Linked DNA regions of Mus musculus: region 1 is linked to region 2. A link is a contact called in ENCODE Hi-C data. All regions are on one chromosome and are shown on one strand. Each heading gives the region's core, a stretch centred on a gene start or an enhancer-like site at or near the end of the contact. The rest is flanking DNA. Distances are from core to core; before and after follow the strand shown.

Region 1 (4,877 bases), core at 2,235-4,734, 1.1 Mb before region 2:
AAACCAAAAAAAAAAAAAAAAAAAAAAAAAAAAAAGATAGCAAGACCCAGCTTTGGGGGAGCCTGGGCTGGGGCTCCACTTACCACACTTCTTTCACAGTGCTGAGCACTGTGCGTGCGCAGTGGGAGCCTCTCCCCCACCCTTTCTTTCTTTTGGGACAGGGTCTCTTTGTGTAGCCCTGGCTATCCTGGAACTGCTCCGTAGACCAGGCTGGCCTTGAACTCTCAGAATCTGCCTGCCTCTGCCTCCACAGTGCTGAGACTAAAGGCTTGTGTCCCCCGTCCTGCCAGTGGCTTTCCCTGGGGCAGGCTGGGATGACCTATGGGTGAACATACTCCTGTTCCAAGTCTTTACACTCAGGGAGCTCCCGGCAAGGATGCTGACAGCACCCTGCAGTGTCTGGAGTGTCTCACAAGGAATGGCTCGTGGCACAGGGGAGCTCAGGCTGACTAGTCTTTCAATATGACCGGCCAGAAACTCAACTCTTTTAAGTCACATAGTTTTGCTTGGTCAAAAGAGTCCTAAGAGAGTCATGAAAATGACTCCCTTACAGCTTTGGGACAGTAGAGTCAGTGTCTCTCTCCTGCCACCATCATCAGCATGGTAGCTAGGAAGGTTTGCAGGGGCTGCAGCCTGAGGGTGTAACTCCTGGCTTGGCCTCTAGTGGCCACGTCTCCAGCCATCTTCGGGTTGAACAATAACCCTAAGTGGCTCTCACAGGCTGGCAGGGAGGTGACTGGTGAGGGCATCATGGCTGTGGCCTATGGAGACCTGGGAGGGACTCCCCCCAGCTCTGATGCTCTGGTGGCCTCACAAACTCAGGCTCTCAGGTCTTGAGAATTGGACTGGCTACTGCTGGCAGGCCTCAGTGGTGGGGTTGCCATGTGTGCAGGCTTCAGGCCGAGCACTGCACAGGGACCCACTCTCTCCATACACATCACTCACAGGGTGTTAGGTGGGGAACAGTGGTTTTCCCTGGGGAAGAAAGAGCCTAGCTCTGTGAGCCATCAGACAGATGGGGCTGTGGCTTCTAGGGTAATTCCCAGATGCATCTCTAAGGATTCCACCTGCCTGCTGGCTCCCCCCCACCCCCCCGCCCTTTGCTCTCCTATGTGGCTGACAGTTAGTGATATAACACTAGTTCCTGGGGTGAGTGTGGGGCATTGGGCTATACACAGACAGGCTAGTCTTCAGTAGAGCTGAGGTCTGAACCCCGGAATGGTCATAATTCACCTACATGACATGGTAGGTGTTCCCTCGTGCTCCTGGAACTCTGGCTCCTGTCTAAGTTACCACCCCCTCACAGCCCCACAAGAGAAGCATGGCTAAGAAGTCACGTAGGCAATGGCCCAAGCTTCTGACCTTGGCTAAACTCCTCCGCAGTTACCTAGCAACAGTAAAGACCATAAAAGGGGCTGTTAGGCCCCTCCTCACCTCTCTCTTACCCCTCACTCTCACCCTCTCCTCCCTCCTCTCTCTTACTCTTTCTCCCTGCCTTTCTACAATAAAGCTCTAAAACCACAGTCTCTGCTCATCAAGATCCGCTGCACTCACTCTCGGCCGGTGTGGGAACCTCTCTTCCCCTTTCCCTCTCTCCTATAACCCTGGGGCCTGTTTAGAGAAGTAGCCCCGGGGCTCCCAGGTTGGGCTGCCCCTTGTCCACCCCCCCCCCCAAAGAGTACGTCAGAGGCTTGGATGCCCACCTGGGGCTGAGTGGAAAGAGTCTGGTAGCCCTCTCACGTCTGCCTGACCAGAGCATAGGTGGAACTCTGGCGGGACGTGGGTCTTTCCTCCCTCTCTTCCCCAGGGTCCCTTTTTAGTTCCCACAGGTGAGTAATGGCCCCAAGTTTGGGTCCACACAGAACCTCAGAATATGGTAAACACACAGCTTTCAGCTGGTTAAAATGAGGCCTTGCCAGAGGATGGCAGGTAAGGATCCAGTGACTGGCACAGAAACCAGGTAGTGAAGGACACAGAGACCTGGTGACATGATCACAAAGCTTGCCCCAGATCCTCAGGTGAGGCTGACTTCAACTCACAGAAAACACTTCTATTTTAAATCCCTAGGTTCATTGCTCTTCATCCCTGGGAGAATTCCGGATGCCCCCAGTAAGCAGTTTGTTCCTCCCCTGGGCACCTCACGGTGTGGTCTTGTGTGCGTATTCTCTGCTGATACCTTCAGTCTCCCACTCACATACCCCAATGCTGTCCTAGCTGAAGACTGTCCGTCTACATTCTCGCTGGTTTTCTCCCTTTGTGCCTGTACCCCTCCCCTCTAGCCACATGGGCCCGCCATGCTCCACCCTTCCCTTCTTGGCTACCATCTTGGATACTGAGCCCCTTCCCTCTGGTGCAGAGATGTCTGGTCTGCTCAGCTGGAAATGTATGATCTCTGGACTTTCACTTCCCTAGGGAAGGCCTGAGCTACTGTTGCCCAACGTCTTCCTCCTTGCGGCCCCCTCCCCTGCTCTCCTCCCTGAGTCTTCCTCCAAGCACCCTTTGGAAAGCCACTCCCATGCTGAGACCCTCAGGCATTTGGTCACCCCCTGGCTGATGATGCCCTACTGATCAGCTTCCCTCATCCACTATGCAATGAAAAAGCGTCCTTAGTCGTCACCTACACTGGAACTACTCCCACTGCGGAGCTCCCTGCAGGGTTCACGTCAGGCTCTAGACCAGCCTGTGCTCTGCGTGTGCATCTAAGGAACTTCTGTCTGGGGCCTGGGGCCTGAGTACACAGGCTGTCCATCTCCTGGACAAGCACCACACTATTTATACTACCTTGCTGGGCTTCTTGACCTCCCAAAACCCTTGGCTGCGAGGGCAAAATGGACTCGGGTTCAAAAGCAACCTCCTCCAGGCCGTAATCACCTGGAAGCTCATGCAATAGATGGACGATGGATTACAACCCCCAGCACTTCCTACCCGGACCACAATATCCAGTACACCCCGCGCACACTGCAGGCGAAATCGATGCGAGGCGTGCCGAGAACCTTAAACCTGCCTCAAGCCGACCAGACCCGGGAAAAGAGGAAAGACCACTACTCCCGGAAACGCCCCGCGCCGGCGGCGAGTTGCTCCCGCGCGGGGCCTGTCGGGAATTGTAGTTCTGGTACCCCCGTCCGCCATCGGTCCGCACCTCTGCGAGTGGTGAGCCAGGCGAAGGTGCCACAGCGCGCGGCCCAGGCGCTGTTGCTGCAGGAGGAGCTGGCCCGGGGGCTCCCCGGCGCCTCCGTTGGTCGGCGAGCGTAGACCCATGTTCTCGAAGTAGTGCGCCAAGAAGGCGATGGGCTCCTCGGGCCGGATCTCCAGCACCTTTAGGAGGGCTGCGCGCAGCATCTCCGTCACGCCGAGCTGCCGTAGGAAGTCCTCCTCGCTCTCAGCGGCCGCCGCCGCCTGAGACACCGACGTCCGGCCACTGTCCGGGAAATTGGCCGCTGGTGCTACTGCCGGCCGCCGTTTCTCCACTGCCGCCATCTTTGTTGGGGGCAGCGGGACCGGAAGCGCCGCCATAATTCACGGCGCGATGAGGCGCCTTCCCTCGACGACCATTTTTGTTAAGGGCAGAGGCAGCGGCCCCCCTCTCTGAGAATCTCGATAGTAACAAGCGCAAGCGACCTTTTCCCCCTGTGCCCCTGGCTTTCTCTGTGTGCGTTTTCCTGCTACTCCATGACTGCATCTTCTAGCTTCGGTCTGGAATTGTGAGCTTGCCAGACTTCAAAATGGTCCCCCAGGAAGGGCTTGGTTTCTGGCTTGAAGCGCGATACCTTGCCATCTTGGTAGTGGGCAAGTCTTCCTAAGCATGGTCTCCTAGCAACCAGGCACCCTGGGTACCAGATAAACCCCGCAAAGCTCACCAGGAATCTAGGGCTGAAAGCGGAGTTCAAACCGTTTTCTGCGTTTGCTCCCAGACTCGGCCTGGGCTCTCCCGGGTTTTTGGCCTCACTTAGTCTCCTTCCGAGCGTTAAGGTGCCTGAGCGGAGTTGTCACCAGATTCCTTCCTTTCCCAGACTGTTACCATTTCTGACCACCAGAGGGGGGTGCTCTCTTTGCAATTCTGAACTGCTGTGGCTTTCTAGTATCCTCGCATGTCCCTTTTCTGTGTTATCTTTGGCTCTTTATCTACTGACATACTTTTTATTCCCTTGTCTGGCATCCATACCGCTCTTCGTGTTTTCCCAGGTTACCCCCCAAGTACTTTTTCTAAGCCACTGGATATCTCCTTAGTTACTCTTGTTAAATGCAGGCATTTCCCAGCCTAGTATCCTGTTGCTCGACCTACCAAAGAAAACTGGGATGTGTGACTGTCTCCAGGGACTCTGGCTGTAGGGATAGGTGATGTACAAAGCCTTCCTATTCACAGTACGAAAGAATATGCCAGTGGCTAGATACGGGGCTTTTATTTAGCTCTGGGCCAGCAGGCAGAAAAGCCCAGAAGTCAGGAGAAACTTATAGATGTGCTGACCACCAAGGAAAGAGGCCACACTATCATCTTGATGCCCCAAATCCTGCAGCTGGTCACTCTCTGCCTCCTTTAGTCTGGCATAATGGAGCTTCATAGGTGTGTACATGAGCTAGTGTCTGGGCGAGGACCTGGCCGGTAGCATTTCCACAGGCGGTAGGCAAGGAAGACCAGTGCAAGCAGCCCCAGCACCAAGCTGCCAATCCATAGGACGACGGTGGAGGCTGAAAGAGTAGGAAGAGAAAGGCTGCCATCAGTCCCAGTGCCTGTGGGCTCCACAGAGGGAACATACATAGGCCCTTACAGTTTAAAAGTGGACTTAACTAGCCAGCCTCTACTTGGGTAGAAAACAGCCACCCAACCAGACATACTCAAAGACAGCATGGAAGAATGAATCTACTTAAAGGGAAGCTTT
Region 2 (4,688 bases), core at 995-3,494:
GGGCAGCAGCTATTGCAGTCCTCAGGGTAGGTACAATGTCCCGTACCCTTCGCACAGAAGCACAAAACTTGCAGAGTGGCCTGAACAGAGACATCTGATCAATGGCCTGAAGTGCGCCCCGTTTCTGGCAGAGAAGGCAAGGGACAGTTATCAGATAAGCTTGAGAAGCCGTCTTGGGGACCCCACCTACCCTTAAGGACTAGGCACCTGCAGCAGGGTGCTGGCAGCTCCACCCAAAAGCAGGACTGGGGACTGTGCCACTTGTGCATTCTTCACTGCAGTCACAGTGTTGGTGAGGCCAGGACCGGCTGTCACTGCTGCCACACCCACTGTCCCTGAAAGAAAGAGCTGGTGACAACCATGCCATCCTCCCAAACATCGTCCTACCCCAAACCCCCTGCCTCTCATTCACAGGGGCCATGTCACTGTCCTGCTAGTCCCTGGTCCTTACCAGTCAGGCGGGCCACAGCATCAGCAGCAAAGACAGCAGTGACCTCGTGGCGTGTGTCTACCACTCGGATACCCAGCTTCTCACAGGCCACCAGCAGTGGGGAAATGTGCCCACCGACCAATGTGAAGACAAAGCGTACACCATGGGCTCGGAGCACAGCTGCGACACTCTCTCCACCATGCCGGATGCTTGTCTTGTCCACCTGGGTCAAAGGAGATGAGGAACAAGACAGTCAGAGGCCAGCCCAGGAGCAGGTACAAGAACAGGCAGGGGTAAGGTCAGAAGACAGACGAACTTAGATTCTGGTTAGAGACATACCACTTTAAATCCAATTCAGAGAAGGGTACACTGACTTAGCAAATTTATTGTTCTCTTTGTCCTACAGCTAAAAATGCCAAGACTTGCCCAAGTGATAGACTCCAACAGAAGAAATGTTCTTTTTGAAACTGTACTGAGGATTGAACCCTGGGCATAGATAGTGTTAGACAAGCACTCTAACCACTGAGCTATATCATCAGCTTTTACTAGGACAAGGTCTCACGAGGCTTTGAACTCCTTATGTAGCTTAGGCAGGGCTTGAATTTGTGACCATCTCTCCCCAGCCTACCAAGTAGCAGACTGAGATAAAGCCTATGTTCTTAAGTGGCTCTGGAGATTATAATGCCTGCTCCAGAGATACTGGGCCAGTTGAGAAGAAAGGAGATAGAGGTTAAATCTACAGAGAATCCAGGAGAGCCTGGCAAGAGGCAGAAGGCCCCTGGCTTAGATGTGTGCCTGCTTCCTAGTATCCCTGCAGGGCCTGGCACTTGGAGTGCTAACTCCATCCAGCCTATTGCCTCCCTCTGCTAGTGAGGCACAGGTCCAGCTGACATGCTGCCAGCAGCCATATGCCTAGCACGGAAGTGACTCCTGGCACAGACTACCCTGAGCATCCAAGCCTCAGTAGCTTCACGATCCCTACATACTTCAAGGTCAGTGGCACTGTCCCTGTCTAGAAGAAAAGGGACTGGGTAAGGGCAAGAATTTCTCAGAATGGAACAAGTGGTTTATAAGTATGACTTGTGGGGTCAGCTTTTCCCAAATCTGTCATCTAGAGAAAATACTAAACTTCTCTGTAGATCATTTGCCTCTTGTGGGCACAAGGACAGAAATTATAGCACTTACTTTGGTGAAGATGGTACGAAATATGCTAAGACAGTTCCTCAGAAGGGCTTACTATCAGAGCCCATTCCCTCCCCTGCCTACCTTCAGCCCACCAATCTCACTATGTTTAAAAGGCCTGCTCTGTTAAAATGACTCAGGCCCCTGGGTATGGAGGTAGGCGGAGAATGTGTGCTGTCCAGACAACGACAATTTCCCCATTATCTCGTACTAGTTACAAAGTCCAGGCCCATATACAGTTTGGCAAAGGGACAGAGCTCTGTAAAGAATCTCCCAACCAGCCACTTCTAGACTAGCTGGGACTCGCTTTCCACACCTGCACAGTGGATGAGCTGGAGAAACACCTTTAGTGCCTTCCTCCTACCCCTAGCCCTCCTTCTACCCTAAGCACCTTGTGCATCAGCTGATAGAAGAGCCCCAGTCTGTGAGCGACGCCCAGCACGGCAGCCACCAGCGTCCCAAACGCCAGGAGCAGGAAGGAGGGGAAGAAGCCTCCCGCAGATGCAGCGGCCGCAGAAGTTTCCATGAGGCAGAACCTAAGTAAGAAAGCACAGAGCCAGAATCTTAGTACTATAATCTAATCCGGAAGCAGGATCGTCCGCCGGACCTGGGCCACACCTCCCCGACCTGCCAGGCCACGCCCACAGACGCATCTAGACTGGACTTAAAGCCACGCCCCAGTGAGGCTAAGTCCGCCCCCTGACGTCACCACCTTCAAACTAAAAGTAGGCCACAGCAGGTCAAGGCGATCGCAGTAGCACCGAAACAAGGTTGAAATTCCTACTTACCTATCTGTTAACGAGCCCATGCAGAACCCACCCTCCTCAACGCTGGACTGGGGCTCAGCGGAGAGCCCGCCTCGCGCTTACATCATTGAGTCGTAAGGCCACACCCCCATCGGATCGCGCAGCCTAGGGTACGCTCCCCCACCCTCCCCACACACACCAGACTCTTGACCTTTGGCCTTCAGCCGAGGTCACTTTTCAATAGGATGCGCCTTCAGCTCCACTACATAGAACTCCCTTCCACCCATCCCCAAACAAGGCCCTATGACCTTTGCCTATAGGAAAGGTCCCTGACTGCAGTGGAACTCTGCCGCTTCTGGGTCACGTGACTGGGGAGTGTGGAGTGGTGCCCCTTTTGCCCACTTGGCTCTGCAGCGCCCCGTAGTTCAACGAGACGCGCGTGCGCCAAACTGGAGTCTCGCTGAAAAAGCTATCCGAAAGAGACGTTTATCATTGGTCGCTTCTCTCTCTCGCCTCTAATTGGCTAACATTACACCGCGCCTTCCACACCCGCGAGAACCATCTCGCGGCACGTTCCACGGGCGTGGACTGTGACACACCCCCCACCCGAGCTCCCCAGAACCCGCATTCCCGACCGCAACATATGCAAGCCCCTCCCCTTCCTGGACCACTGTGAGGCTTTGCAGGATGTTTAGAGAACTCCCTAGTGTTTGGTGCCAGGCCGGTTCAGTCATTTTCCAGGTTTCCAGCATCTGGGGACCTTTTACAAACTCCGATCTGTCTTACAAATCCCTTTCTCCAATTTATGTCTTTTTCTTTGACTGGCTTTTAATCAGGACCATCTGTGTAACCAAGAGTTTTGAGCTATTTGTTGAAGCCTGAACAATGGATATTTAACAATGTAAACCAGTGTAATAGTATGTGCTTTTATTCCCACCATTCCGAGTTCAAGACCAGGCTCTTCTCCATAGTGAGTTCCAGGACAAGCAGGAGTGCATAGAGACCAACCAAAAATCACAATCGCTTCAGCTGTGTCATGTCCACAAGATAGCATTCCACAGCCTTTCTCCCCATCTTTTGGCTCTTATATTCTTTCCACTTCCTCTTCCTTGGTGTTCCCTGACCTTTGCAAGCCATGGTATAAATGCCCTGTTTAAAGCTGATCGTTCAGCCATCCCTTCTCAGCAACTATGGTCTCTGATTAAGTTCTGTGATGGAACATTTGCCTAGCACAGGCAAAGCCATGGGTACCCACAAAAACCTACTCAACTATTTTTAGCCAAACTACCGTATGAATTATTTATGCTTACTGGCTGTGAGCATGCCTCCAATTTCGTCTTGAATCAAACAAGGTAGGCTTTTCCCTGCCATTCCATAAGAGTTGTTTTGGGAGAGTGCAGGGGCTGGACCTAGATTCTCTACCCATTTATAGCAGATGTGCAGCTTGGTCTTCTTGTGAGTCTCCTAACAATTGGAGCAGGGGCTGGCTGTCTCTGACTCTGCCTGCCATTGGATCCCCTTCCCCCAGCTGGTCTGCCTAGTCGGGATTCTGTGGGAGAGACCATGCTTAGTCCTATAATGACTTGATGTCCCAGGCTGGGCTGGTACCCAAGGGAAGCTTCCCCTTCTCTAAGGAGGAGAGGAGGGGATGGGGGGGGGGGGGACTTGTGAGGGTGGGACTAGGGGCAGGGCTTCAACCTCGATGTAACGTGAATAAATAAAAATTAAGAAAAGAATTGTTTTGGATTACTCCATCTATCTCCAAATTGGCCCTACTCCCTTCTGTCTCCTAACTCCATTCTCTTTCTAGGAGCAGTACAGGGAGCCACTCCTCCCCGGCCCTATTAGTGAGAGCCCTTAATTAAAAGGATCAACCACATACTTCCTGAAAGGGGCTTTTAGGTTCAATTACATTTCCAGGGCCAATAAAAAGATAGTATTTGGGCTGGTGATGTAGTTAGTGGCGAAGCCCTTACTTCTTATTTATAAGGTCCTGGATTCTATCCTCAGTAACAGAGAGATTGAGACAGAGACAGAAACACACAGACACCAAGAGACGGACAGAGACAAAGAATGAACTAGTTACTCTGTGTCAGCACACAGCCTTTCCTGGCACATTTCTTCACTTAATTCATTTAACCCTAAAGAAGAGGCTGTCAGACTTGTTACTTAGTATCTTCTTGGGGGTCCTTAGTCCCATTAATAAAATGAGTCAGAAAGAATCCCAAAGACATTTTTATTAAGAGTTTGGGAGAAAAAAATAGTAGGGGCAAGCTGAAAATCCTGCCAGAGGAAATGAAGAAGGAGTCTTGTCCTTTAAGTTAGTCATG

The links. Hi-C counts contacts between places; a loop is a spot of excess contacts on that map.
Region 1: a loop to region 2 is called in a map of Patski, with 2.8 times the contacts of the local background. The contact joins the promoter of Tpgs1 here to the promoter of Ilvbl in region 2. A Hi-C loop is called at or near these places in 3 of 37 maps with a recorded cell type or tissue (Patski, T-helper 17 cell and regulatory T cell).

The regions. Positions count from the first base shown.
Region 1 is chr10:79,668,046-79,672,922 of GRCm38, reverse strand. Tpgs1 (tubulin polyglutamylase complex subunit 1) reads right to left here and starts at 3,484. Exons shown (of 2, transcript NM_148934.3): 1 at 3,140-3,484. The coding sequence starts at 3,477. Madcam1 (mucosal vascular addressin cell adhesion molecule 1) reads right to left here. Exons shown (of 5, transcript NM_013591.3): 5 at 4,381-4,686. The coding sequence ends at 4,556.
Region 2 is chr10:78,572,547-78,577,234 of GRCm38, reverse strand. Ilvbl (ilvB (bacterial acetolactate synthase)-like) reads right to left here and starts at 2,244. Exons shown (of 15, transcript NM_001359302.1): 1 at 2,004-2,244; 2 at 452-653; 3 at 208-335; 4 at 1-124. The coding sequence starts at 2,138.